Linked DNA regions of Homo sapiens: regions 1, 2, 3 and 5 are each linked to region 4. Evidence: chromatin loops called from intact Hi-C (ENCODE). Cell type or tissue: heart left ventricle. All regions are shown on one strand. Links, peaks and the distances in the headings refer to the core of each region. The heading gives the core; the rest is flanking DNA.

Region 1 (5,988 bases), core at 556-5,555, 1.2 Mb after region 4:
AGAGTTGCTGCACTCAGAATTAGCCTTCTAGTCAGCAGAACCAAAAGTGGAGTGGGGCCAGGAGGGAGCTGGGTCCAAACCACATCACCTATATGAGTGGTCCAGGGATGACACCTAACAAGGTGGAGTGTAGGGGTACAGATGCAGAGCAGGTTCCAGACCACAGGCATGTGTGTCAAGGACTGGAGCAAACACCCAAGGTACAGGAGGCCAAAGAAAGGGCCTCCTAGTTCCTGCAACCATGGGCATGGAAATGCTAGGAGACCGTGAATGCAATGAGCAAACAGTGACCAAGCTGATATGTTCCAGCATGGACCACTCCAGGAGTTCATGCATTCATTCAGCAAATATGTATCAATCCCCTACACTGTACCAGCTATTTTAGGCAACTGGTATATAGCCATGAACAAAACCAACTGGATTCTCGCCCTCATGGAACTTATATTCTAGCAATGGGAGATGCATATAATCAAATAAACTAGTAAGTGTATGACTCCAGGTAAAGACAAGTACTATACAAATACATAAAGTAGGTTATGAGGAAAGAGATTGATGAGGAGGGAGAGTAAAGGTAGAAGATGCCAGACTTCCTCCTTCTCCTCCCTGACTTAGCTTCTCCTCCAGGGAAGGGGACCATAATATTGCAATATATAGGCTGCACACCAAGACACTGATTGGGTCTAACCCTCTAATGGAGGAGTTACCTTACTTTAATATGGGTATTTTTTCCTCTCTTTTCTCTCTTCTATCCAAGCAGCAGGAATAGCAAGTGACTCAAGGCACAGTCTCCCAGAGCAACACTCAACTAGCCTTGCCTCCTCTCTCTTCCATTTGTGTGTCTTGGGCAACAAGGTGCTCTGCTAGGCAGGGCTTAATTGGTCAGAACTTGTCATGTCTGCCAGTCTACTGGTCTCTTCTGCCTCTTTCCTGCATGCAACCCTCATGCAAAGAGATGTAAGGCTTAGTTTTGGGCATAAAACAAGATGGGTGGAGACTAAAAAACGATTGCCAATAAGGACAGCAGTGATGACCTACTTCAATGTAATTTAACTAGTTTAGGGAAAGGGATATTCTACACGGTTCAACCCAGTTCACCAACCATTCCTTGCTTTAGGTTTGGGGACCCAAGCCTAGTCAATAATAACATGGCTGTCTTAGTCCATTTTGCATTGCTACAAAGGAATATCTGAGACTGGTTAATTTGTTAAGAAAAAAGGTTTATTCGGTTCATGATTCTGCTGGCTGAAAGACTGGGCATCTTGTGAAAGCCTCAGGCTGCTTCTACTCATGATGGAAGGTGAAGAGGAGCAGGTATGTGCAGAGATCACATGACAAGAGAGGAAGCAAGAGAGAGAAAGAGGAAGTGTCAGGCTCTTTTAAACAGCCAGCTCTCACAGGAACTAATAGAGCAAGAATTCACTCACTACCACCCACCACCCAAAGAGGAAATTAATCTATTCATGAGGGGTGTGCCCCCCATGGCTCAAACACCTCCTACTAGGCCCTACCTCCAACACTGGGGATAGAATTTCAACATGAGATTTGGAGGAACAAACATCCAAACTGTAGCAATGGCAATTCTGTGCCACTCACCTTGTACATCTGTCAGCTACTGTTGCCTAACAACCAACCAAAAATCTCAGTAGAGTATAAGAATAAGCATTTATTCTGCTCATGTTCCTGTGGGCTGGGGATTCTGCCGATCTTGGCTGGGCCTAGGTGGGCATGAATGAGCAGCTCTAGGCTGAAGGTCTGGAGCAGTCTGCTCCATTGTCTTCAAGGTCTGTCATCTTCCTCAGACCAGCTGCCTAGCCAAGGCATGTCCTTTTCATGATGAAGGCAGAAGGACAAGAGGGCAAGCAAAAACACCGAAGACACCTTACAGCCTTAGGCTTAAACTGGCACATGGTTGCTTCTGCCCACACTCCTTTGTGCAAAAACAATTCACACAGCTAAGTTCCAACTCAAAGGGCAGGGACCTGCATCTACCTTTAATGGAACAATTGCAAAGGTGCCTGGCAAAATAAATGGAAACATGAAGGGGTGAAGAAATAAGAACAGCCATTCCTCATGCAGACACCTCTCTTGGAAACATCCTAAGGAGTAGAGGCATGGTCCAGGGATAAAGAAACCTTTCCCTGGGCACCCACCTCAGATTTGAGGTCACCTTTGACTAAGGTTTGCCAATAAGGAAGCAGTGACTCTTTATTAATAATTTTTAAAAGCCAACATTCGCTGTGTACTTACTGTCTGCTAGACCTCATTCTAGATGTTTTACATGAATAAATCCATCTTAATCCTCATATAAACCATTTGATATGGATTCAATGACTGTCTTTATTTTGGAGATGAATAAACTGAGGCACAAGAAGATGAAATAAATTGCTTAAATTCACAAAGCTAGTAGGCACTGGAGCCAGGATGGGAACCCAGGCAATCAGGCTCCAGCACATACTCCCCTAACTACACAAAATAAGGCCTTTGCCATAGAGGATGTGGCCTGATCACACACGTTCCTAGTCTGTTCTGTGCCCCTTCCACAAGCTCAGTGGATGCTCATGAATGGAAGAAGCTTTAGTCATTGGGAGGGAAAGGGGTAGGCCTAGGGATGGCACCCAGCTTGACATACGAAAGGTGCTGGTTAATAGGGGCAGGAGCTCAGACCAGGGTAGCTAAGCTAGGGCCAGGGAAGCAGGGGGAAGACATAGAAAAAGCCTTATCAGAGACTCTGGAAGGAAATGATGCTGCTAAGAGAAAGGCTGGATGGACTCCAGTAGCTAGAAAGAGGCCTTGGAACTAAAAGATGACTTGATATTGAGACTTTACACAGCTCATCTTAGCATCATTTGTCTCTCCAAATGGGCAGGACCTGGAGTTCTTTGTCCAAGCCACACTAAGAGTGAGGGCACGGGGGCAGAAGAAGACATGGGGGAAAGCAGGTGCCCTGAGGCCTCATCTCAGGCAGCCCAAGGATTTGAGTGGTAAATTTAAAGAGAGAGAGACAGGGAGTCCCCTGAGGCACATTGCTGGCTCATATTCAACTTGTCACTCACTTCAGTTACTCTCCTTATTTTCTGTTATGATAAACAGTGATAACAGCTTATTCGGTGAGCATTTTGTGAGACAAGCCATTTTCAGACACAGGGATTGCATTTGACACACATGACAACTCACATGGAAAGCAACTCATTTCAAGTGTGTTACTGGGGCTCAGAGAGGTTTAAATGGCTTGTCTAGGACTATGCAATTAATTAGAATTAGAATCAGCTTCTTCATCTTCTTACTTTTGCACCATCCCCACATCTTTCCTTATAAGGAAGGAAAGCGGAATTAATCAGGCTTTGGTCTCTTAAGAGAAGGTAGTAGTTTAAGTCTGTATCAATCATTCACACTTTAGTATGATGTATTTCCAGTCCAGTCTAGAGTAGAATGCCTGGATGCAGTAGAAAGGTGCAACAACGGCTCCACCAAGGGGTGGAAAGGAAGCAATGCAGTGAACATCAAAACTCCGCAATTCCACCCAGTCTCAATTTCTCCCTCCTTTGGGACTCAGTTGTTGGAACGAAACTCACAGAAGTCCAGGACAAGGAAAAAGGTGTAGGATGAAGACATTTAACAAGTAATATTAATTATTGAGACCTGTCCAGGTGCAGGGTGTTGTGCTGAGAACCTAGGAGAAGGCAATGAAGCTCACCTTCTAGGATAAAGAGAGAGGCAATAAATAAGTACTCAAAGAATGTGACACAGTGATAGATGCTATAAAGACAATGACATGTCATAATATGATAGAGAGTTTTGAGAGTTACAGGGTGGGGTTACAGGTTTGGGAGTCAGGTAAGACCTCCTAACAACATGCCATTGGTGTGAGACTTGAATAAAAAGGTGTTAAGCTTGTCCATATCTAGTTGATTGGAAGAACAATGTCAACACTCAGTGTAAAAAATTATAATGGCAACAGCAATAATGACAGTAGAGTAATAGCAGTAATTACTAACACTTATGTAGCTCCTATTTATGTGATGGTAGGATTCTAAGTAATTTACATATAGCATATCATTTTATTTTCACTACAATCCTGTGAGGTAGGTATTATATTATCACAATCCCCATTTTACAGATGAAGGAACTGAGGAACAGAGATTAAGAGATTTGTCTGAGAACAGATAAGAACCAGAAGGAAAGAAAATTGCTGGGTAGTCAGCGATTAGGTCCCAGGGTCCCAACACTAGCTCCCAAGAGGCAAGAAGGCCAAAGAGCGAACGGCTGAAATTGGGGGTAACTGGCAGCATTTTCCAGACTCTGTGCAGGACCTTAACTTCCATCCTAGACTCAATGCCAGGAATCTAAATGGGCTGTAGCAAAAGAATGATGATGTCACTGAATGAGAGGGTTTAGCACCCAGCTCTTCAGAGATTTCCCAGTCAGGAACCAGCAGAGGGGAGAGTGTGAGGCCAGTGCCACACCACTCGCTACTGGTCTCACCTTGGCTATAAATAACATAGTTAAGGTGAAAAAAAACACATGGCAGAGGGGCTTTATTGCTAAACTCACTTTCTTGTCTGCTCACCCCATAAGAGGGATGCAATGGTCTGAACCCAAACTCAGACACTGCGAAACACAGTGTGTCAGGAAATCAAATGGTTCATGTCAAAAGATCCAGGCTGAAGGTCTCACCTAATCACAAACAAAAAGGGTTGTTTGCTCTCTTAAAGACTACATATTTCTCTTCCTGATCTCAGCTAAGGATACCATCAGCCAAGCCAGAGCCCACCACCCCTGATCCCCGATCCTTTAGTCTCTCTTCATTGTGGTTCTGGTCATTAATAGAGCACTTGCCACCTTATGGCATTACAGGAGTTAAATACATACTGGAGGGAAAGGAAGGTAAGCAGGGAGGAGAGGAACAGAGAGGTCCAGGCTGAAGGGGAGGAAGAAGGGAGAAAGAAAGACATTGCAAAGCCTGCTCCTAAAAATCTCATAGCTGATGGGGCAAATGGGCACACAGACATGTTGGGGTGATGGCATCCCAACATGGCACATGGTATAGAAAAGATCTGACCAAAATTTGTTGGCAGCCCAGAGCCAGCAATAACCTCCACTGGAAAGGACAGAGAAGTCCGTTGAGCTGGGTCATCAAGGGCCAGTAGGAGTTTTCCAGAGAGAGAAAGGAGAGAAAGGACAGAACAACACAAAGAAAACAACATATGCAAATCCACAGACATGTAGAAGGGCCCATCACATGCAGGGAGATAAGGCTGGGATGGCCATCAAGGCTACAGATTTCAATGGCACCATGCTTTATTCTTCCTCTGAAGTTGAAATCTTAACACTGCTGATGGCAGCCCACATCCATCTGCTCCCCTCATCCAGATACCAGGTCCCACCATTTCTGCCCTATACCATTTTTTAGCTTTGTCTATAACTCTGATCCCTAATACCACCACTGTCACTGAGGGTCATCCATCCATGGCCTCTTTGCCAAGCCTTTATTATTACAACAGCCTAGTCTCCCTGCCTCCTGGTTCTCCTTACTCCAACCTATTCATTCTCAATGACCCCCTGTTTCTAAGCCATTTTCAGAGTCTATCTAGCTAATAGTGACCCAAGGAGAATGACACTTGCTCTAGTAAGAACCCAGAGGGCATACCAAAACAGAAGTTAGAAATAAAGTTGACTTGCAAAGACCAGAGAAGTGCAAAGCAGGACATAGCTAGACTAGTGATAAAGGCAGGGCTCATGCATTCATTCAACAATATTTAGACTACTGACTCTGAGCCAGTCTCCTTGCTGTGGGCACGGCACAAGAAGGCACACAACAGAAACCCAGTTTCTGTCATTCCTACCCACATGCAACTTGAGGAGAAAGCTATCAATCAAATAATTGTGAAAATAAATCTAAAATTACACATTGTGATAAGCACTATGAAGAAAACTTAAAGGGAATTCTGTGTGCTTACAACGGTGATGAAGGCAGTTATGGAAGACTTC
Region 2 (5,988 bases), core at 361-5,360, 660 kb after region 4:
ACTACAGGCGCTCGCCACCATGCCCGGCTAAATTTTTTTGGTATTTTTAGTAGAGACGGGGTTTCACCATGTTAGCCAGGATGATCTCGATCTCTTGACCTCATGATCCACCCGCCTCGGCCTCCCAAAGTGCTGGGATTACAGGCATGAGCCACCATGCCCAGCCTAGTTTTGTATCTTGATGTCTTTGTCATGCAAGATGCTGTCCTTGTGGAAATCCACACACACTGTCTGCTGGTATCTGTTTGCCAAGGATTCAAAAGCGTTCTCACTGTTGGACACTGGTTTGGTGAAAGCTCCCAATGAAGGCAATGTCAGGCTCAAATGCCGGATATTTCAAGTGAACACAGCCTGTCTGATTTCTTTCCCTCACCCTCACTGGTCTACAGGAAGAAAATGCAGACACCTGTCTGCTCATCTTTTGTTTTCCAAGTGGGTCTGGCTCACCTTCTCCCGACCTGCCTCCCTGGCCAGGTGACCTGTCTTCCTTCAGTGTTCACATGGATCTCTATGGAAACTGTCCATCTGGACAGAGAGAGGGCAGCTGCAGAGAAGAAGCATTCCAGAGTGGTAGCGTGTATGAGAATGGCAGGAGAGGAAGCCTGCTTACTGGACACCTCAATGCCACACTTTATGCACCCTTCACCCCCATTCCCTTGCACAACAACCATTGACCCAATTTACAGAAGTAGGGACTGAGGCTGAGGGAGGGCATGTGCCTGCCCATATGGAAGCAGTGAAGCTGCGATGACAGCAAATGCGTTTATAGAATTGACTGTTAGCCAGACCTCAAGGCATCTTGTATTTATTAAGGCATTTAATTCTCACTGTCACCCTTTGAGGTAGGTACTATTGTAATCATCCCTATTTTAGAGATGAGGAAACTGAGGCACCTAGAGGTTACTTGCCCAAAGTTACATAGCTAGTAATGGCAGAGCTAAAACACCAACTTGAGTTTTTTCTCTTAATTGTGGTGCTCACCTGTTTACCAGATAAGTGCAAACCCAAAGCGAGAACACACTGCCCATTGTGTGCCATCCCCCACCTACTCCTGGTTTCCAGGTAATTGATTGACTGAAAGACATCATGGTTCCTTGTCAGCTCCATCTGTGGTCTTCAGAAAGAAGATCAAGATTCCTGAGAGAGACGGCTCACTGCCGGGCTGGGAAGGACCAGAGTTGAGACCCGGCGGCACACCCGCATTTGATTACCCAGTCCTGCAAAGGAACACTGAGCTTGTGGAACAGTCCAGTCCAAATGCCTCTGCTTGATTTTCTAGAATCAAATTAGGCTGGTGAATAGGCCAGTAGCGATTTCATCAATTTCTCAGCCTTTGGCCTCCTGCAATGCTGCCCGCTGTTTACTAAGCAAATGGGCTTCCAGAACCAGTCCCGCTTTAGTAATGCAGCAGGGCAACCTGGCGGAGGGAAGATTACAGGTATTAGAGGCCATTTAGGATCATTTAGAATCGAGCTGTTTTCCGAGCAGGCAATTAATCCAGTTGCATTAAAAGGCGCTGCTGGGGCTCCCATAACTCTCCCTGCATTAAGAGTGGGGATTTGAGAGGCTCTGCTAAACGACTTGCATAACTAGCTCTGGGGCTCAGTGGGGCATCTTTATTGGGGGTGTAGACTGTGGGCCTCTCCCTCGTGAGCTGTAGGTCTGCTTTGGGAAGAAAATGTCTGTATTGAAAGGACTGGGTTTATACCTGGAGCCCATGACTGGTCAAGCCTAAGCACCTCCCAGGGTCGTGGGAGAGATGTTGGGGGAATGGTTTCAGGTCTAAGGATATGGTTGTGACACAAAGAAGCAAATGCACTTCCTCAGGGCCTCTTTAGTTATTTAAGGTGGAACTGCCAAGGTGGAAGTACTACACAAGACCAGGAATTTGAGACTAACCTGGGCAACACAGCAAGACACTATCTTTACCAAAACATTTTCTTTAAAAGTTAACAAGTCATGGTGGTGCACACCTGTGGCCCCAGCTACTTGGGAGGCTTAGGCAGGAGGATTGCTTGAGCCCAGGAGGTCAAGACTGCAGTGAACTATGATCATGCCACTGCACTCCAGCCTGGGTAATGGATTTGAGACCCTGTCTCAAAAAAAGATGGAACTGGCCATAGCTGGATATAGCCCTTTTATAGAAGGATGTGAATGGATTGCTGGAGGACTTCTAGAATCATGCCATGCACTGACATCCCACTTTGTGCTAAGCACTTGTGCATTCCTTATATCAGCCTCACAAACAGCCCTATGGGGTGGGGACTTCAGAGATGGAAGCTGAGGCTCAAAGAACCTAATGAACTTGGGACTTGAACCCATGGACCCATGGCAGCTGACCTTGTGCCCTAAGCCACACACTTCTTCCAAGGGTCTGTATCCAGAAAGCTCTGTTGTTCTTCATCCCCAAGCACGAGAGAGACAAAGGGTCCCACAGCACTGCCTCCTCTCGTCCCCATAGCCTTGCCTATCCCCAGCCCAAGTTACGGCCACTGACTACACTACAGTGACATTGTTAGTTTAAGCATCTGTCTATCCCACCAGGCTCCCATGAGGGCACGCTCATCTTCCCAGCTCCAGCAGACAGACAATAGCACGGCTTCTCAAATAAAACATGCTTGGCTGAGTCCCTTCCCTTTTCTGTATATGTTTCCCTTGCAGTAAAATGAGAGGGCTGGCCTCCCTGCTGAGGTCTGCGGTTTCCTCTATCTCTCATGTGCTGTGAAGCTGCATCTGTAAGCCTGTGGAGGACAGCCAACATCTATCCAAAGTAGTGACTGTCTCTTTAGAGGGACAGGTACTTCCCGGAGCACTGGGAGTCCTTGCTCCTGTACTTGGTTGCTTGCACGTGGCGTTATTCTTCAGCATTTATCCATAGTCTGAATTCCACTGACAGCCACTTGTTCTCAAGGTTGGCTATACCCCAAAATGAAACTGTTGGAGGCTGCAGCCAAGGGCGCCTGGCAGCCAGGAGGCATTCAGTATGAATTTGCTAAATGAGTGCCTGAGAATGGCTGTTGACGATTTGATTAAGGCCTCGCCTAACCAGCACCAGTGAGTCGGGCATATCTGCCATCCCCAAGTAAAAATGATAATTAATAAGAAGGTAATCAATTTATAGAAACCTCCTTTCTTTCTCAATTTCTGGTGATGCCCTTTTGCCTGTTCATAACCCCTTTTAACTAAGTAGATTGCTCTTTGTCTACCCCATAGGTAAATTTTTAATTTTCTCTTATCTTTACTCTGTTCTTCTGAATAGAAAAGGAGATAGACTCATTGCAAAATAGTAACTCATTGCAAAACATTTCAGAACTTCACAGCCCATAATAAAAAAGAGTACCCCTGAAGAAAACCACCATTGGCACTTCAGTATATATTAACTCCGGAAATTTCAGGTTTTAAGTTGCCAACTTGACAGGATTACAAAGAAAGATAGCTTCCAAACCGCAGGTGGGTCACATCTCCATACCACCAACAGGTGGCAGTAGGAGTTACATTTGGAAATTTTAGTTCTAAGGATGATGTCGTTTGCTTCTCTGTTAAGCATTTCCTGTGTTTTGTATTGGGTTCAAGGTGTGGAACACTGTGCTGGGCACTGTGTCACAGGGAAGGTGCTGGGCCATGTTTCTCCGGAAACCACTGACATCCAATTTATCCCAGGTTCTAGTTGAAAAAGCAAATACTTGGCCACTATCCCACCCCACCAAGTCAGAAGTAGGGCTCCTGGATGCACAAGTACTGCAAAGCTGGATGCCTGAATCTCCCCGCTCTATTCCCTTTACCTTTTTCCTCAAGTGACAGCCTGGGGTGATGATGGTGGGACAAACCACCGGATCAGAAAGAAGCCTTGGTCCACAGGAGAAGCACATGCAAGTTCAAAAACATAAAGAAGAGAACAAGAAAACGTGGTACTCAGAGGTTGAATTTCCTTTTCCCACATGGATCTGATTAACTCTTCTTCCCATAAGCCTGATCCCAAAAGCCACTTCCTCTTCAAAGCCTTCCACGGTGTCTTCAGGCTAAGCTAACTGTTTTAGATTCAATGCTCACGCAGCAGTTTATACCTCCCCCAACACTTAACACATTATGTTGTGATTATCTGTGTCTGTCTCTGCCACCAGGATCCACACTCCTTATGGATAGGAGCCACATTGCATGGTGCCTGGCATGCAGCGGGCATGCAGTGACTGAGCAATGAATCGCTGGGTGACTTAGAGAGGGTTGGTAGGAGTGCTTGGTTGGACCCACTTTCTGTGAAAGAAGGTGATCTTTAAAGGCTGGGCTCCTTTCAGAGATATGCCTCAGGGCTTGCTACAGTGAACCACTTCTAATTTCTCAGTGAATCTGTGGAAACTACCTCATCGGCCTATGTACAAGCCTTCTCTTTTCTCAAGATAGATGAAATCAACTAATAGCTAGAAGCAAGGAGCAAGTCCACAGTCTTATAAACTCATCCAGGATCAACACAACCCAATGTAACAAAAAGCCTTGCTGTGCTCTTTCAGGTAAAGAAACGGCGAGACAAGAAAGCAGGGAGATGGTGGGAGAAGGCGATGAGTTAAATAAATCAATTTCCATTGGCTCAGGTAGTAATGTTTCAATAAAAAGGCAGTTGTATGCCCAAAGGACAAAACCATCAAGTCTTTTTTTTCTTTTTTTTTTTTTTTTTTCCTCTAACAAGTTGCACAGGAATAAGAGTTAGGTCTTTTGATATTTTAAAATTTACTTTGAGGCCAGGCGTAGTGGCTCACCCCTGTAATCCCAGCACTTTGGGAGACTGAGGACAGTGGATCACCTAAGGTCAGAAGTTCGAGACCAGCCTGGCCAACTGGAAAAACCTCATCTCTACTAAAAATACGAAAAATTAGCCGGGCATGGTGGCACATGCTTGTAGTCTCAGCTACTCGGGAGGCTGGGGCAGGAGAATCGCTTGAACCTGGGAGGTGGAAGTTGCCGTGAGCTGAGATCATGCCAGTGTACTCCAGCCGGGGCAGCAGAGTGAGACTCCATCTCCAAAAAAATAAAATAAAATTGACTTTGTGCAAGGCGCCTAGAGAGTGTTTTCAGACTTGATGATACCTGTTATCAGCAGTTGGCTCCTCCTTCTCCCATTCTTCCATCCATATCTGATGATCCAACAAGGTCATCCTTGTTTCACATGTGTCAAACCCGGCTCATTAGACAGTCGTGGTCTCACGGTGCCCTTCCCCGTACTATTCACTGGGACTTTTAAACCTCAGATACCTTTTATTACCTTTACCAAGCGGATTTTTAAACTAACATCTTTTTGAACTCAGAAATTATATTCCCTACACCATTTTTGAGGATCTTCGAAGTCCTATGCACCATGCGTGACATCTTATAGGTGAGGAAGCTGAATCAGGGTTATGTAGTGAAACTTGAGCACGTTAATTTAAAATTTAAAAGGTCGTTTCTGTTTCATATTGAGGTTTTAAAATTCTCCAACTTTTCACAAGAGCTAGTTCTCGCAGGAAGCATACAATGGTTCAAAAAGATACTTGTGACAAACTGATAGTTGACACGGTCATAGAGAGCGAGTTGTATGAACAAAAAGTCAGGACACAAAGTCTGACAGGTGAGATGCACTTTCTAGCAGCAAAGGCTTAATCTATTTTAAAAATGAAACTATCCCGGAAAAATCCAGGATATATGGCCACAGTCCTGGAATGTTTTGAGATAGAGATATCTAAGATTAAGCAAGCATAAAATGCAATTGATTTTATGTCTTAGTATTTATATTTCAGGGATTTAAGCTGTAACACTGTGAGGATTCAGATAATGAACCGTTTTTAGTAACTTTTTTCAGAGTTTGCCCTTAATTGTCGTAAGGACTACTTATAGCATTGGTTATCCTGAGGCTGACACTTGGAATTGTATGTAACATACACATGATTCATCAGAGACCCAGACCCAAGATATTCCAGGCAGGGCATCAGGAGTGGAAGGGGGACAAACATTTCCTTAACT
Region 3 (5,988 bases), core at 614-5,613, 1.0 Mb after region 4:
GGACAAACAACGTGCATTGTTTTCCATTTAGAGAAATGCTAGCTTTTATTAAGTAATCTGATTTTGATCTTACTGCCCTGTGTACTTGTTATTTTTCTCTGCGATCTTTTGCTCACTGGGATCATTTTCTGGGTCTTTCTTCTGGTGCTTAAATCTTCTTCTTTATCTCTTTTGTTCACATGTCATCTTCTTGTTCATTTTCAGTCCAAACAAAAATGCTTCAAAATAAATTCCTTTTGAATTCCTGTGATATGGGGACTTGGTAGTCTGCTCTTCCCATAATGGCATTTGACAGATTAACTTGCCTACTGGGTACCATGAGTTAACTCCGTCCTGATTTTTATGCTTTCCCTCTATTGAATTATTCCATGTCTGGAAGGTAAAGGCAGTCCTTCTCTAAGGGTCATCAGACAGACACTGGGCCATCTAGCTCTCTGCTAAGTGTCACCTTGGAGCTGGGATTTAATGGACTTTTTCTCAGTACATGCCTACCCCTGTGCTGTAAGCCATGTGGCACGGTCTGGGGAGAGAGGTAGTTTCAAAGATGAATAAAATGAGGTATTATATCACAAATAATACATGGTTCTACTTGTAAGCCTTTCATAGTTTACGAAGTCTTTCTGCAAAACGCTCCACTGCAGCAATAGTTCCTTATTCCTGTAGGAATAAGGTAGCTAGTAGGTTTTTAATTATTCCCATTCTACAGATGAGGAAACTGAGGTTCAGAGAGCTTTCATGGCCCAAATCATACATATATTGCAGAGTCGTAATGAGAATACATCTCTCCTGATTTCAGTTAGAGTCTATCCATCTCATTCTGCAAAGAATTTGGGGATATATCCAATAAAAGAACCTACAATTTAAAAAATAGTGAGAAAAATAATCAGTATCAGGAAAATGTGAAGGTCAGGACCAGGATATATTGAAATATAACTATATTACATTAAAATGTAATCTAAAATATGCGCTCTGATAATTTTAAATTCCACTTTGGCTCTGGGATTTCTAGTAGAAAATGCCCAAAGAAGAAGATAACTTTTATTGGGCACCTACTATGTGCTAAAACTTATGCTTTATATAAATTCCACTCTGAAGCTCCCAAGGAACCCTATCATTAGATATTATTCCTATTTTGTGAATGAGAAAATTGAGCTTCAGAGAACTGAAGTAAATAAGCCCAAAGTCACACAATGAAGAAAGAGTAGGGATAGAATTAGAAGCAAATAAGGCTCTCTGACTCCTAAATCAGTGTTCCTTCTCCTCTACTGTGGATGGTAGCCCAACATTCACCAGTCTCACAGAGGAAGGTCACTGACAGCCGGGAGAAAGGGAGAACTTCACTTCCTTACTGATAGGTCAGCTGGCTTTTCTACCATGTGGGCAGAAGCTGCTGCCACAGCTGTTTTCTGAACAGAGGCCTGGGGCCAGGTACTGGCATGGAGCCTAGCAGATTCCCACAAGGTGCCAGGTACTATGATAAGCATGCTCAAATATGGAGTCTTAGTCATTCTCTCAGTAACCCTGTATAGTCCATATGATTATTATCGAATTCATTTTGCAGTTGAGGAAACTGATGCTCTCAGATATTAAAAGATCTTCTTGAAGTCATATGACAAATAGATAATGGGCCCTGGACCCCAGAGCAGATATTCTACTTTCAAAACCAAGCAACTTTGTCTTTCCTTTGACCTTTAGCGGTCTCTCTACCATGAAGGCGAGTGAAGGAGAGACAGGAAATCAAGGTGAAATAGACTTTCTGGCTGGGAGAACAGTGCTTCTTACTGGTTCCTCTATTCCCTGAAACTCCTGCCTCAGGAAGGCAGCTGCCAAGTGGATGTACGCACAGACAGGTTCTGCCGGAATCATCCTACTAGGACCCTCTTAGGAAAGTGGGACTGCAGACCAGTAGTCCCATCCTTACGCATCCCAAAGCTAGACCAATCCCTGGGTAGTTATAGAGAGAGAGGAGCAAAGAATGGCCCCTGCCTAACAGAGAGCTTGCAGCCTGGCAGTGGAGACAAATGGTTCAAGAAAGAGAACCTTTGTTACAGGACTTTGTGCAATGGAAGCCTACACGAAGAGCCACAGGACCCTTTCCCTGACTTTGTACCTCCCAACATGACCAAAATATACCAGGCAGCCAGCACACAGTCACCTTAAGAGGTATTTTCTGCCAAAGAGGAGGGTGGACCCTGAAACCTGATATTCTTCCTGTTCTTTACCACACAGACCTCATAAAAGGGTTTCTTTGTGGGCAGTTCAGAGAATGTTCAGGCTTGGTACTCCCTTGGGATGGTTCAGTAGAGATGAGGCAGGCAGAAGGAAGTACCAGGCAAAATTTTAGCCAGATTATTTTAGGAACATGTTATATAACTAAAGCAATTCAAATAGGGAAGACGGATCATGGCTTTTAAAACAATAGAGGCTGGCTGGGGTGGTGGTAAACTCTTTGTAAAGATTCCTTAACCCTTTCAGGAAAATGGCCAGCTGGCTGGGAAATGGGTCTCTGGGAAAACTGGCCTGACCCTGATCTTCTCTGGCAAAAACTCTTGACTTGATGGTGTGTGATGTCAAGGATTGCTACATTTGCTTGGGACTCTCTCTGGGTCAGTCATTTTGCTAGGTGCTGTTCACATATTGTCTCTGATCCTCAAAACAATGCAACCAGTTAGGAATCATTATCTTGATTTCATAAATGGCATAATTGATGACCCCAAGCTAAGAGCTGTATTAAACACTGCATCCTAAATCCCCCACCCCTCATTGTTGTTGATCAGTACATAATGACAGTTGCCCAACTCTCTGGCCCATCAGATACTCATTGAGTACTTGTTTGAATATATGAATGAATGAATGATGGAGCTGGAATTCACACTCAGATCTAGTTCCAAGCCCAGACCTGGTTCCATCTTTTCTCATAATGTATTCTCTCTTCAATTAAGCCAAAATCTGTCCTCTGTAACTTCATTCATTCCTGCTTTTGTACACAACCATGTATTAGTCAGCAACCACGTGCTGGCCTTTGTCTGCCCTCTGGTGTCACACAGGGTAATGGAATCAGTGCTTCTCTTCCTGCAGCACCCACACCCTCCCCAGCTATTTGACTGCAGCTACCTCTGTGCCCAGGTCCTTCCCTCAGGCTAAACAGTCACTGCATCAGCCATCAGCCCTCCTCGGAATAAATTTCTGTTTTTCAGTCTGCTCAAAATCTCTTTTGACCCTTCTGTCTCCATTTGGTCCATGCCCACGGAATGTGTGGTTTCCAAGACAACCATGACCCTCTACATTGGGCTGAGTCACTGGGAGTTCAGAGAGCTACCATCACCCTCACTCTGATCCTAAACCTGGGTTTAAAATATATCACTCATGTTTTAATTAACCTCTAAATATTCATCACGTGACTGCCTAATGTAGAAATCATGGCTTCCAGCTAGGGCTGCCTCAGTCAGCCCAGATGAAGATGACTTTTGGGGCCCAAATCAAAGATTTTACATTTTGTCTGTTCTGTTTCTTGTTAGGTTTGACCCTGCTTGCCAAGCCTACAGGGCTATTTTTTTTTTTTTTATTTCTGGTTGTGTCAGCCAATCACTTAATCCTCCTAGTCTGGGGCCTTGAAATGTAGGAATTACTACATTGTTAATATTTATGATCCTAGTTATTATATACAGAGCATTAATTATATGCCCATTTACGTGCTGAGTGTTTTATATTGTATAAGCATTCTTATCTCATTGGTATGGTGGGAAAATTAAGTAAGTGTTATGATTATACCTGATAATTTAAAGGTGAGGAAACAGGCTTTAAAATAGTAAGGAATTTGCCTAAGGCTTTGTAGCTTTAAATGGCAGAGCTGGAACTCAAACCTAGGTCAGCCTGACACCCCGAGGCCCTTAGTCCAAGACTACTCCTCCATGCTGCCTTCTGTAGATGTTATTATTCCCATTTCATAGACAAGGAAACTTAAGGCCACAGACACTGAGTCATCTGCTCAAAGCAGTGGTTCTTGAAGCATGATCTCCAGAACAGCAGCATCAGCATCTCCTGGGAACTTGTTACAAGCAAATTCTCAGGCCCTACCTCAGACCTACTGAACCCAAAACTCTAGGGTTAGGGCCAAGCAATCAGTTTTTAACAAGCCTTCCAGGTGATTCAGAGAATCACTAGCTCAAAGTAATGCCCAGGACTGTCAGACTCAAGCCCTTCTTCTTTATTTGCAAAGCTGTCTTTCATGATAGTAGAATTATGGCCTCTCTGGGAGAGGAAGGCTCTAGCTCACCTCCCTGGGTAGATGAACTAAGAGGTTATTGCCATAGGAGTACTGGACCTGAAGGGTGCTAAAGCCCATTAATAGTTATGAGGGTCCCCGAATCTGGGAATCTCAACCGTATCTTTGATTTTGTCTCCTTTTGTCTGAACAGTGAACAATCTAAGAGTCAGGATGGAAGGAGTGGAAATTTACAAGGAAAAGCAATGATGAGTCACACACTGAAATCGAGAGCTCAACAGAGCATTGTGAAAAAGAACTCAAAGATGCAAAAATCCTGTTTGCAGGAACAATTATATTTTCAGGTTGCTCCAAGATTAAATTGAATCTGGGAGAAGAATTGAATGTTACAAGCTTGCCCCCTCCAGTTTTATTGAATATCTTACAGGAATTATTGAATATTTTGCAATCATCCACTTAGCTGACAGATTAAAGGACACACTTATTAAGTTCCTGGCAACCCAAAGTTGAATGGAATTGTTTATTCCTTAGCAGTTACAAAATGGAAATTTAGGCAGCCTTGAGAAAGTTGACCAATTTTCCATCACAAACACTAAGGAGTTAAATTAAGACAAGTTTTAGAGAAGAATATTAGACTCAAAAAAGATATAATAGTTATACATAATCAAACTAAAACTAAAAATTACCTTAGATGTTATTGATCCAAACTTCTCATCTTAAAAATGAACATTTGAGTTGCAGAGAGTTTTCCCAAGATCACTCAATGAGTCACAAGTAGAACCAGCTAGAATTGGGCCCGTGGCCTTTAATTAGGGACACGACCGTTCTAGTTTTGTCCCACGGTACCCTTCAAAGGAATGAAGTACAGTCAACAATGGTTTGTCTTCTATGTAATATTTTCTGTAGACTCCTAATCTGATTTCTGCATAAATAGAACCTTCTCAAATTGAATTATACTTTTCATCTCCTGGTTATGGGAGTAGCTGAGGTGTTCCTTTAAATATTCAATGAATGCCGACTCTATGCCAAGCATTTTAGGGATTGTAAAGATAAATAAGACATGGTCTCTGCCTCCAATGATATTACTGTCCTCTAAGAGGAGAGTTGTAAGTGGATTAGTTTCAATAAATGTGATAAATGATAGAGAAAAGGTGTGTATAGTGTCCCAGAAACACTGATCAGACACCCAGCAAGTGATTAATTCTGGCTAAGTGATTTGGAAAATACGATGTAAGGAGATGGATTTTGATTTGAAAATAGTGCAAGAGAACAGATTGACCCAGGTGGAAGGGGCAAAAGCTTGGAAATATGAGGTGTGAGGTCTGGTGGACTCAGAGAAGTGGGTTTGAAGTCCAAGATACTCTGTGTCAAGAATGTATGGCCAGAGACGAAGCTGGAATGGTAGCTGGAGCCTCCTTGGAAAGGACTTCACATTTGTGTCCCATTTAAATTCACTTTCCAGGAAGGGTAACCTGCTTGGGAATTGGAGTGATCCCAGTGTCAGCTGTCCTTGTGTGATTTTGGAACCCAGCTTCATATGCTCTTTGAGTTGTATAGATCCAGCTTTCTATTGTAGATAAGCAGAGTGCATTTTATCAGTTACAGACCTTCACTGTCATTGTCAGCTGGCCCAAGCATTCCTCAATACACTTTCAAAGAGACCTCAGTAAAGTTACAAGGCTGAAGTTGCTTTTTGACAATTTATCCTAGGCCACTACATCTTGAGAAGAAAATAGAATTGTTCTCTACACCTCACAGGTGGT
Region 4 (5,988 bases), core at 389-5,388:
CCAGGTCTTTGTTAAGACCGAGAAGAAAAGGGAAAAAGCTACAAGGTTCTGTCTCCCTAGAAAAGGAAAGGGAAGGCTGCCAGGGAAAAATTGTAGGGGGTGGGGGGATGCCTCATGCCCCTTCTGCGCCCCCTTCCGCGTGGTGGTGGGGACAAGAGAGAGATGTGGGTGAAGAAGAAGGTGGGGTGGGCGGCTAATTGAGGGGGACGACGATTGTGGCGCGGTCAGCGATGCGCCCAGAAGAGTGTGAGTGGGTTGTGTGTGTGTGCGCGCGCGCGCTCTTAGATGAAATTCTCATCTCAGGGTGTGCCCGAGACCCTGGCCAGCAGCCGCCTGCCCCAGCTTTGGGCAGACGCCCCCACCCGCTTTCGCAATTCACCTGGCCCCTTATCTTGAGTTGCGAGGGCTGCTCCCTCCCTCCCTCTTCTCGCCACCGAACCCCCATTCACCTGTTCCCCACCCCGAGTTCAAACGGCTGCTGCAGCTTCCTCCTCCCCGCACCGCCCCCGTACCTGCGCCCCCACAGGGCAGACGATGCTTGGCTGCGCGGCGCGGCGCGGGGCGAAGAGGCGAGGACCCTGCCCGGCGTGTGGGTGCGGGGGTGATGTGTGGACGCGCGTGACTGTGCCAGCGGCCCGAGCTGGTCGGCCCCGGAGAGGGTGCGCGGGGGAGCCCGCGTGTGCCAGCCGCGGGCGTGTGCCAGGCGCGGGCGTGCGCGTGAGGGTGTGTGCACGGCCGAGGCGGAGCGCCCGGGCGGGCGGCGGCGGCGGCGGCGGCGGCAACGGCGGCGGCGTTAGGACTCGGGGGACACCGCCCCCCGCCCCCCGCGTCCCGCCCCCGCCCAGCCTCCCGCCTCAGTTCGCGCCGCGCCTCGGCTTGGAACGCAGGAGCGCCGGCTCCGGGAGCCCGAGCGGAGCCAGCCGCGCGCACAGCCAGCGGCCGCGCCGGCGATGCGGGGCCACCCCGCGCCCGCCCCAGTCCCGGCCCCGGCCCCCGCGGGAAGGGGCTGAGCTGCCCGCCGCCGCCCGGATGGCGAGCCTCGCCGCGCTCGCCCTCAGCCTGCTCCTGAGGCTGCAGCTGCCGCCACTGCCCGGCGCCCGGGCTCAGAGCGCCGCAGGTGAGTGCGCCCGCCCGGCTCCCCTGGGCTCCCCGCTCCCTCCTGGATGCGCGCGGGCCCCCAGCCGCGGGGCCCTCGGAGGAGAAAGTTGTGTGGGCTCGCGGGGGCGCGGGTCCCCATGGCCGGAACCCGGGTCTCAGCTTGCAGGCGCGGGAAGCAGTGTCCCCGCGCGCCCCGGCCAGCGAGCCCGGCCCCTCGCGTCCCTCGGCAGCCCGCGTTTGGCGAAGTTCCCCGCTTCAGTTTCCTGCCGGCCCCCCGGGCTGGAGTAACTTTCCGCGGTTGTTGCGAATATTTCCACTTGCTGCCTCCCACTTGTCGGAATCTGCCACTTGAGTGTTTGGGGCGGCGAGACGAGGAGCGGCACCGACGCCCGGGGTGGAGCGTTCTCTCCCGGGCAGCTCCTCGGGCAGCGCGCGCTTTTAGTGGGGAGGACAGGTCCCCAGCAGGCCGAGGCTGCCGGGGCGGCGGCTTTTCTTTTTTCCTCGGAGATACAGGAAGCTCTCCATTTGCTCTGAACACGCTGCTCCCCTAAGCAGGCCGCTGTAGGCACCCGAGGGGATGTTTGCGTTGATGACCGAGAGCAATACCTCCGCCCTACCCGCTGGCTTTTCTCCGAGGTAGCTGGGCGCCCGTGTTAAGGCCCTTGGAGGGGAGTGGATTTGACCCGTGAGCGCGTCCGCTCCTGAAAAGTTCGGGGAACTCATATTTGGGTTTGGCCACGGGAAGGCGGTGAGCAGAGGTAGTTCCCCAGAGTAGGGGGAGCGGGGGCGGGGGGGTGGTGCCTGCCGTGCTCCTAAAGGCACGTTGGCGGGTGCTGGAGGGCACCACAGTCCAGGGTCTTACACATCACCAAGCCCCACCGCAGGCAGCTTCCACCCCCGAGCCCCCCCCCCCCCAAGAGTAGCGGCGGAGGGAAGAGAAGGGAGTGCTGCAGGTGTACTTCCAAGTTCAAAATCACCTTAAAGTTTCTTAGCACCGATTGCTTTTGGTGTAACCACGCCGGCCTGAGGTGGCTGGGATTGCGGGGACAGGCTGAGATCAGCCCGTGGGACGCAGGAACAGGCTGGTTTCGGATCGCTAAGCAACAGCTGTGCCCATTTATTATTTCACCGAAAGAAGGAAAGGAAGAAAGAAAGAGCAAAAGAACGAACCTGTGGGGAGGTACAGCGTCTTTGCACAAGCTGCGTCTGAGGTTAAGGGCCGCTGGAAGGACATTCCGTTGGAAATGCTTTAGAGCCTTCCTTGCTTGGTACTAAAATGGAAGCGGAATAGGCGACTTCTGTGAAGGGACAGCCTGTTTCCCTGGCTGGGAAGTTGGGTGACGAAGACACTCCTTTTGAGGTGTGTGAAGCTGAAAGGTTGGATTAGCAAGTGAGAGAAGAGGGACAGCTACAGCACCATTCTAAAGATGGTGCACAATTCTTGTTTTCCTCATTTTGGGGGGTGTGTTAGGTGTGCTAGGGGAGGGAGGGGTACTAGGGAGGATGCCCGGGGCAGTCCTGGGGATCCAGGCATGATTCGTGACTCAGATTTTATATCCTCTAAGGCATGACCGGCCAACCACACATTAATACCACTCACGTTCCCGCGGCAGAAACAGGATCAAAAATATTCCATCACGGGTCTCGAATCGTTCTTGGGTAGCAAGCGGTAAAACCCGTACCGGCTCGGGAAGCTGTCCAGTGCTGAACGCCGCCCGTTCCGGATGCTCCCGCCAGGTGGCGCTCGCCCACAACTATTAAAATGCAAATCTGGTTGCTTTCATATCAGGAATAGAACTTCTTTTCAATTTTTAAATGAGTAATGTGTTTATTCAGCAGCCTTTTGTTAAAACATTTAGAGAAGTGTGAGGAGCGAGCACCTTTTCTTTGTTTGCTCTTTAGAATGCAGGAGAAAGAAAAGAAATCCTGGAATATGGTTTGGGAAGAAATCTGTGGTTCTTTTGGGTCTACCTGGGCAGGGTGGTTTCTGCAAACCTGCGATATAGCATATATTTAGCAAGTGGGTGCCTTTGTGCCAGGGGCTCCTTAAACGAATGGGATTAGCTTGTATTGGAGAACTGGTGCATTCTAAGCCTCACACATTTGTAGAAATGGGGATTTTCTGTATATATCTGTCCTCTCCTTTCCAGTTTAACGGCAACTAGACCATCTAAATTAGATTTTTTTTCCCCAGGGTTCCTCATGAACATCTGTATTTGTCAAAACAAGAATACTGTAAATGTTGACTTAAAAATGGACTTATCTTATTTTATTCCTAAATTCAGAAATTGTTAGTATTTCAAATCTAGTATAAATATGACAATAACTTGATTTCCTTTAAAGTATTTTATTTAAAACTTTTGGCAAGTTTGGACAAATACATTTTAAAACTAAGTAGTGTGTTTTCCATGTTCTTTTGATCTGAAAATTCCCAATCTTGAAAGCAATTTCAATTTATAAGGTTACATCCATAACATAGTTGGGCTAATATGTTTTGCTGTAACATGTTGGTCTCAGTGTCCAAAAGTCGGGGCGGAAGCTTGTCATCAAAAGGCAATTTCCTTTTTCCTTACTCTAAGACATATTTCTTGAGCCACGACGGTTTTTGGAAGGAATGATAGTAAAAATCAAACAAACAAAAAACCTTTAGAAACAGCCTCTTAACAATGTGGCAAAACATGATTTGGGATGGGGGAAGAGAGAGACAGTTAAATGAATAAGGGGATAATGAATTCATTTACTAGTGGGTTTCAGAATCCACATATTGAGAGCAAAAATGTATCTTATAGGGGACTGACTTGCAATTGCAATTGTTAGCAATGTAGTCATTTAACTCAATAATCACCGTTGGATACCTCTGGGGAACTGTTAGCAGTACAGTCGAATTTTACTTTCTGTCATGGATTGCTTGATTTGTTTCCTAATAAAAGAACAATTAATGTGCAAACGTGGCTTAAATTCTGTTCCAGCAACAATCGCAAACACATAGTAAAAGCAGACCATATTCTTGGGTTACAACCGACTCTCTTTCTACTCAACTTAATTTCTTCTTGCTTGTACTCAGCACAGCTCTTGAAGGTGTCAGGCTGCCAGCTGAGATGGTATTCCATGTAGTCGTATAGCTGTCACCTTTCACAGCCACGATCAGAGGACATGACAGCATCACTCTTTCAAGCACAGGATACTCCCCTGACTCCGTGACAGTGTGTTGCTGTGGAAACAAGAGCAATGCTGTGTAGGCGGTGGTCCTTGATAAATATTTACTGATGATGGTGAAGAGATGGTAGAGTCTCACGGCAGCTATAATGGGGGGGCGAGGGTGGGCGCAGGGGAATTTAACTCAGGAGGCAGCCTGGTTTGGAGAAAAGAGTATGAGCTTTGGCATCTGAAGTCCTCAGTTTAAATCCCGCCTCTGCTTCTTTCTACCTATGCCGGCTTGGGCAAGTCATTTACCTTCTCAGCTCCCCAGCTTCTCATTTGTAAAGTGAGGATAATTATAGCTGTCTCGCTGGACTTTGTGGTAACCAAATAAGATGCAATATGCAGAGTGAATGGAAGAGTGCCTGGTACATAATAGGCACTTTGTCCCAAGAGGAGCCTTGTCTGTTACTGACCTCAGCACAGGTGTATGTGCACAGGCCAAGGCGGGTGGGGCATCAGTCTTATGCTAAATAGTGAACTGGCCATGAGATGGCTGGGTTTGGTGATGATTTTTAGTTTCCTTTTTTTTTTTTGAGATCAGTCTTACTCTGTTGCCCAGGCTGGAGTGCAGTGGTGCAGTCTTGGCTCACCGCAACCTCTGCCTCCTGGGTTCAAGCAATTCTCCTGCCTCCGCCTCCCAAGTAGCTGGGATTATGAGTGTGTGCCACCATACCTGACTAATTTTTGTATTTTTATAGAGACGGGGTTTCACCATGTTGGCCAGCTGGTCTTGAACTCCTGACCTCAGGTGATGTGCCTACCTCGGCCTCCCAAAGTGCTGGGATTGCAGGTGTGAGCCACCATGCCCACCCAGTTTTCCTCCTTTTCCTCTTTTCAGGGGCTTGATTCCCTGCAACTGCTTTTACAAAGAGATTGCCAATGAAATTTGCCAACAGATGACACTAGTAAATCTGGCCATTCAAGGGTTTAAATAGGGAATGTTGACTTTTAGGCATATTTTACTCTCTGACTTAGAAGTGTTGATAAACCACAAATGGCTACATATTGCGTCAGGACACAACATTTGGATGCATTCTGTTTCCCTTCCTACACTCTCCCGTGTGCAGCCTTCCTTGCTTTTCGGCTCTGTCCTCTGCTCTTCCCTAACCTGGAGATCAACTGCACAGCACTCTGGGGCTGTGGGGGAAAAAGATACTTTGTGCACTTGATAAACAAGCAAAGAATAAGAAAACAAACAAGGGCCATGGCATTCCAATAAATAAATTAAAAAGCTCTGAGATTATTGAGAACAAACCATGTCGGACAAGTATAATAGCATTTGCAAACACCTTACAGAATTGGGTCCAGGAGGCAATACCACATAGATATTAGAAAGCAGTTAGCGTGTCTCATGAAATCTTACAGAATGGATTCAGATTAGTATGGAGAGGAAGAAAGCCACATATTTTCAATGGGTTAACAAAAATCAGATACAGCCACAGGGACAGGGGTTCATCAATAGTGTGTGTGTCCAGGTGGGTTAGGGTGACCGGTTAGGATCATGGGTTTCAGCATTTCATATGGTCCTGCTGGACACTTTTATTTGCCAGTAGAGGCAGAAATGAGCAGGATAATGGCATTTATTTATTATCTATTGGTAAGAGTTGCAGGTGCTAAAGAGGATACAGAGGGACCCAGTGAGGATTCTAGATATACATTCCAAAGGGACGTAACAGAAGTCAACCATGA
Region 5 (5,988 bases), core at 517-5,516, 980 kb after region 4:
CTGCAGAGGTTACTGCTGTCTTTTTGTTTGTCTGTGCCCTGCCCCCAGAGGTGGAGCCTACAGAGGCAGGCAGGCCTCCTTGTGCTGTGGTGGGCTCCGCCCAGTTCACCCAGTTCGAGCTTCCGGGCTGCTTTGTTTATCTAAGCAAGCCTGGGCAATGGCGGGTGCCCCTCCCCCAGCCTCGCTGCCACCTTGCAGTTTGATCTCAGACTGCTGTGCTAGCAATCAGCGAGACTCCGTGGGCGTAGGACCCTCCAAGCCAGGTGTGGGATATAATCTCGTGGTTCGCCGTTTTTTAAGCCCGTCGGAAATGCGCAGTATTCGGGTGGGAGTGACCCGATTTTCCAGGTGCCGTCCGTCACCCCTTTCTTTGACTCGGAAAGGGAACTCCCTGACCCCTTGCGCTTCCCAAGTGAGGCAATGCCTCGCCCTGCTTCGGCTCGCGCATGGTGCGCGCACCCACTGACCTGCGCCCACTGTCTGGCACTCCCTAGTGAGATGAACCCGGTACCTCAGATGGAAATGCAGAAATCACCGTCTTCTGCGTCGCTCACGCTGGGAGCTGTAGACCAGAGCTGTTCCTATTCGGCCATCTTGGCTCCTCCCCCTGCTACACTATTGATTCTTATGTGATGTAGCTCAGCCTTTGCCTCAATTACAGTAATTCTGAGTCAGTGGGGGCATAGATGAATAAAGTTTTGCTGCATTTGTAAGACACTGGAATCATGTGTACCACAGACTGAATTTGCCCTTCTAATCTGGAAGGGCAAATCCCTAGAAGAAGCATGGAGGAATGTGGAGCAGGTGTCCACATTCCTGAACTGGCAGGCAGAAAGCAGGGCTTGCATCCTACATGCTGTGCATCTTAGCTAAGGGACTACTCTGTCCAGGCCTCAGTGTCTTGTCTATGAAATGAGAAGATGCTATAGTTCCCTTACAGTTGCGATGTGTAACTTTAAGCTGAGATCTAGTCATGCCAGCAGAGCATCCTGGATTCAAAGAGGACAGTGCCAGCTTTTAGTAGAAGCAGGGCCTCACTTGTGAATTTTTTTTTTGGTCCACTTCCTATGGCTGAGATCTCTGACTCCAGGATTTCAATCTTCATGGTTTCCAGGAAAGTTTATCTGGAGATTGCAATGGAGGATGGCCCAGAGGAGGAGCCCTATGGGGAAGAGGAAGAGTGCCTGATCAGTGTCTCCCCAGGAGAGTGGGCATGGCTCCCACATTCAGGGAAAAACTCTAGGTGGAACCCTGTAGACTCCTGCCCCCACCAGTTGGCTGGATGGTCCTGTTCCTAGCCCAGAAGAGAGTCAAGGGTTTTGCAGAGTCCAAATCCTGGGATCCTCCACCACCTCTTTTCTAAGTGGTTTCCCAGTCTCTACTTGAACTTCTCCAATAGCAGGGAGCTGAGTACTTGCAAAAGCCAAACAGGGCAGGATTCCTGTCTTGTTTTTCATATCATCATCTCCTTCCTTCTAACAGCCACAGATTCAACGTACTTGCTCATTAACTATTTGTCCAACAAATTAATGAGCAAAGAGGAGGGAACTTCTAACTTTGGGAAGGAGGCAAAGACTTCTAAGAGTAGGGGACATTTGAGTTGGGCCTTAAAAGGTGAAGAGAAGGTTGCTAAACCAGAAAAATTGGGGAGGGGAATTCAGGCGTTAGGTGCTTCCAAAAGAGACCTAAGCAGTTCTACTTTGCTAGAAATTCCTTCGTTGTGCCATGTTGGTGTGCTGCACCCATTAACTCGTCATTTAACATTAGGTATATCTCCTAATGCTATCCCTCCCCCCTCCCCCCACCCCACCACAGACCAACATGGCACATGTATACATATGTAACAAACCTGCACGTTGTGCACATGTACCCTAAAACTAAAAGTATAATAAAAAAAAAAAAAGAAATTCCTTCGTTGTATCAAGCCAACCTGGTCCTCATTCTGCCCCTGGGACCATAGAGACCCAACCATCAGATGCATGAAGAGAACGTTACTTTGTATTCCCTCTCCGTGAGAAATGTCCCTGGATGTTTCACGCACTCCTCCTCTCGTAGCATGATTTCCACACTTTTAACAGCCCTTCATTCCTCTCCCGTGAGCCATTCTACCTGCCAGTATCCCTTGTAAAGAGTGGCACTCAGAACAAATCACAGGACTCATGGTCCATCCTGGGCCCATCCCCTGCCACCTACCCCTCCCTCAGCTAACAAGCGAAGGTCAGAGAGAGCTCAAAGTGATCCGTTAGAAGGAAAATGCCAAGAGCTATGGCCGCGTCACCTCGTCCTCACCTGTCAGAAGCAGTAAACTTTGGATTGCTGTGTCTTAAAACAGTCTTCAGCTTTGGAAATGTTCCTGCAAAGGAATAAACAGACTTATGCATACTCTCTTTTTATCAGCTTTTGGTACCCCCTGCTGGCGAAATTGTGTGACCCAGTTGGCAAAAATCTCAAAGCAACTACAGAAAAAAATCCTCAGTTCAGAAAGTCATAAGTACTTGAGTTTTGAAGGCTCTGAGAATTCCATGAATTATATGATCATCCCATGAGTCATATGACTATTGCATGAGATTTTTTTTTTCTTCTTCAACATGCTATAGCTGCAGCTATTTTGTGGGCTCTGCGGGGGAAATCTCTGACTCCCATGAATATTTTGTTAATTCTGCAAACATTCCAAGAAGGAAATGCTAAGTTACCGCCCAAAATATTTCTAGTTACGAATATTCCAGGTCACCAGCTAATTTTATGCAGGCGTTTCCTTCTCTTTCTTTGCACGTATCTACTTTTAAAGTGGTTGTAATTTGTGTTCAGAGTAAGAGGACTATCTTTTCTAGACTCCAAATTGCAGACTTTTAAGTATAAATTCGTGCAACAAGTTTATTGAGCCATGTGCCAGACACTCAGCAAGAAATTGGAGTAGGTGCAAAGAGTCAAAAGCCCTTTCCCAAGAAGTTCTTGTCGTAGTAGGTGAAAGAGTTGAATCACTGCAATTTGACTCAACAAGTACGTAGCTAACATGGCACCAAAACCCTCCCTGATCTGCTGCCAGGGTTCAAACCAGGTTCTAGCTCTTACATAGCAACAGGTATTTCTTCTTGGTGTTCATCGTCTTTGTGATTTTTGTCTCTGTATTTATCTGTTTAATGCCCGTCTTTGCCATTAGTCTTCATGTTCCATGTGGATTAAGGTCAAGAAGACATGATCTTCTAGTATTTAGCAGAGACTTATACATGTACATGTTCAATGGATGAGTCAAGCAAGAGGAGAAAATTATAATTCTATGTAGAAGAGCAGGGAGAAGCCTCAGAGGAGATGTGACACTTACATTGAGCCTTGGAGGACAAAGAGGAGGTGACCAGTGGAGAAGAAGAGGGACACATCAAGGAATATGGAGTATTGAGAAATAGTGTGGTGGGAGGAGGTAGTTGATGTTTTCTGAAAGGGGAGGATAAGGTTATGTGCAGAGAATAAGACTGAGTTGAAGCCCAGTCCTTAGTTTAAGGGTCTTGTTTGCCCTATTCACAGATTTGGGTTTCTCTTTCGTTGAGAGAGAAAAATAATGAGGTAGTAAATTAAATTATTTGGCTATGGAGATGAATGTCAATTTTTCTGTGTTACTGAGAGGTCTTTTTAACACTTAAATTCAGAATTCTGAAAGAATAGATATAGATCCCCAAACTGTGGTTTTGTGTTTTATTTCCTTCCACAAATACCCCCTCCATTTCCACCTTGTAGCTGTCTTTGCCAATTGCCATAACATCTATCCATACATTAAAATGATTATATAACATTATTATCACCATGAAAATACAGAGTCAGCCATCAGCTTTAAATACTAAGGATGTAATATATCTGATATTTTTACAATTCAGTTAGCTTTCCAATTTTTAAATATGTGTTTTGGGGATGCTTAGTTTTTCTTTTTTTAATACAGGTGTTCAGAGCTACCCAAACATTTCTATAAAGTACCATTTTTCATAAAAGCAGCAAGGCTTTCATTATTATTATGATTCCTTTGAAAACCAATGATCTGTGCCTAAGACAACCCTTTCCATATTACTTTACCCTGAATGGAATGAGATTGGTTGAGAGTTCTGCCCCTAAGGAAATATCAAAGCCTCCGAAACATACTCATTTATAGTTTTAAGTTAACTCTCTTATCAGATTTCCTTTTATTTCCTGCTGGGGCAATGTGAGCAGAGCTCAGATAGAAGCAAAGAATCTGCTATATTTCTTTTCAAATTTATGATTAAGAAGGTCACATATACATTTTTAAACACACTCCTTTTTGATAATAAATGAAGAATAAAATTTCAAAATGTCATCAGAAGCAGAATTGCTCATTTTTCTTTCGTTGGCATTCCCCCGCCCCTGTCTAATTGTCTGACCAATCCAATGCTTCATTTCTTGTTGTATATCTGCCTGGAATCATTTTACTGGTAGAACAGTGTGCCTGTGGCCAAAGCATTATAATGAAAAGATGCATTCCTCTTCCTGAGTGCCTTTCTTTCCCCGAGCCAACTTAAAAAAATTAGTGAATAAAGAATTCCATTTTAGGCTACATGTTTCTCCAAATTATGGCCAAAACGAGACGTATAAAGAAACTTTCTCGGCTGGGCACGGTGGCTCCCACCTGTAATCCTAGCACTTTGGGAGGCCAATGCAGGCGGATTGCCTGAGCTCAGGAGTTCAAGACCACCCTGGGCAATATGGTAAAACGCTGTCTCTACTAAATTACAAAAACTTAGCTGGATGCGGTGGCAGACACCTGTAGTCCCAGCTACTCTGGAGGCTGAGGCATGAGAATTACTTGAGCCTGGGAGGCAGAGGCTGCAGTGAGCTGAAATCGCACCACTGCACTCCAGTGTAGGCAACAGAATAAGACACTGTCCACACATACATACACACACACACACACACACACACACACGCAACTTTTCTCTTCTTGGTTGGGATTCCTGGATCCAGTTCCCCTTTCCACCTTTCTCTACTGTGCTCTCTGCTTCCAGAGTGCATTCTGTATGAAGTCTGTCAAAAAGATCACTTGCCACTTCTGACTTGTTGGGTTCAGCTAGTGAGAACTGCCACAGGCGACCAGAGGAAGGGCATAAGGTGTAGTCAGGGCATTTTTTTTTTTTTTTTTTTTTTTTGCCTCTGGTTCTCTCCCTGTCAGGTTGTCTATGACTGGCTGGGCCTTTCAAGAGAAAGCCGCTGCTTCTGTTCAGGGTACCTCCTTTTCACAGCTCTCTTCTTTGGGGCTCTGGTTACTGCTTCCTCTATTTGTTCCTCTGGTCCCATAGGTAATAAACAGCTCTCCTACTGAGGCACTAGTATATTATGGGTCTCTATACATTTGTCACCTTTATCAGCAGACCTTTTATAAATAAACCTTCCTCAAATTGTCCTCATTTGAGTATGCCCTCTGTCATTCTTCTGTGAAGTCTACACCTAGAGCATGAGATTCATGTTTCAAGGAGGATGCTATCAAACTGGAATTTGTCCTATGTGAACTCCTCTAAAACACTTCTAAGCTGAGGTTTGGGTCTTTCTTTTCTTTTCTGTTTTTTGTTTGTTTGTTTGTTTGATGGGGTCTCACTCTGTCACCCAGACTGGAGTGCAGAGGCGTGATCTCGGCTCACTGCAGCCTCCACCTCTTGGGCTCTCAAGTGATCTTCCCACCTCAGCCTGCTGAGTAGCACAGGTGTGCACCACCACACCTGGCTAATTTTTGTAGAGATGGGGTTTCACCATGTTGCCCAAGCTGGTCTCAATTCCTGGGCTCAAGTGATCTGCCCAGCTCAGCCTCCCAGCGTGCTGGGATTACAGGCATGAGCCACTGTTCCCAGCCTAAGTTGAGGTTTATCCTTTCCTTTTATACTTCCTCTGGCAGGGAGATTGTTACCTCTTGAAACTATCTGTTTCATGATCAGTGGGGCTCAACCTTGGAAAATTATTCCCTGTATTGCACTGGATTTGACCTCTCTGGGACAG

The links. Hi-C counts contacts between places; a loop is a spot of excess contacts. Peaks named below come from ENCODE experiments on the same cell type or tissue, not always from the same donor. Only the 100,000 strongest peaks of a DNase experiment are listed, where the experiment ranks them.
Region 1: a loop joins it to region 4, with 7 times the contacts of the local background. A loop is called at or near these places in 28 of 110 quality-filtered maps.
Region 2: it touches region 4 in a loop (2.9-fold over the local background); 8 of 110 quality-filtered maps call a loop at or near these places.
Region 3: it touches region 4 in a loop (4-fold over the local background); 25 of 110 quality-filtered maps call a loop at or near these places.
Region 5: a loop joins it to region 4, with 7 times the contacts of the local background. A loop is called at or near these places in 25 of 110 quality-filtered maps.

The regions. Positions count from the first base shown.
Region 1 is chr20:41,953,971-41,959,958 of GRCh38, reverse strand. The region is part of intron 1 of LOC101927182 (a long non-coding RNA gene); the gene reads right to left. Among named protein-coding and RNA genes, the nearest start is that of CHD6, 340 kb to the right of the region's middle. In heart left ventricle, for the core only: a CTCF peak has its summit at 3,474; no DNase peak of the experiment used is centred there.
Region 2 is chr20:42,528,530-42,534,517 of GRCh38, reverse strand. The region is part of intron 7 of PTPRT (protein tyrosine phosphatase receptor type T); the gene reads left to right. Among named protein-coding and RNA genes, the nearest start is that of PTPRT-AS1, 440 kb to the left of the region's middle. In heart left ventricle, for the core only: a CTCF peak has its summit at 3,471 (motif pointing right); no DNase peak of the experiment used is centred there.
Region 3 is chr20:42,188,752-42,194,739 of GRCh38, reverse strand. All of the region lies in intron 16 of PTPRT (protein tyrosine phosphatase receptor type T), which reads left to right. Among named protein-coding and RNA genes, the nearest start is that of CHD6, 570 kb to the right of the region's middle. In heart left ventricle, for the core only: a CTCF peak has its summit at 3,031 (motif pointing left); no DNase peak of the experiment used is centred there.
Region 4 is chr20:43,184,775-43,190,762 of GRCh38, reverse strand. It overlaps PTPRT (protein tyrosine phosphatase receptor type T), which reads left to right and starts at 857. Exons shown (of 31, transcript NM_007050.6): 1 at 857-1,117. The coding sequence starts at 1,030. PTPRT-DT (PTPRT divergent transcript) reads right to left here and starts at 698. Exons shown (of 3, transcript NR_186414.1): 1 at 513-698. In heart left ventricle, for the core only: a CTCF peak has its summit at 2,822 (motif pointing right); a DNase peak (open chromatin) is centred at 2,812; H3K4me3 peaks cover 1,618 bases; H3K27me3 peaks cover 4,349 bases.
Region 5 is chr20:42,200,890-42,206,877 of GRCh38, reverse strand. The region is part of intron 15 of PTPRT (protein tyrosine phosphatase receptor type T); the gene reads left to right. Among named protein-coding and RNA genes, the nearest start is that of CHD6, 590 kb to the right of the region's middle. RefSeq lists an enhancer at 306-938. In heart left ventricle, for the core only: CTCF peaks have their summits at 2,232 and 2,435 (motif pointing left); no DNase peak of the experiment used is centred there.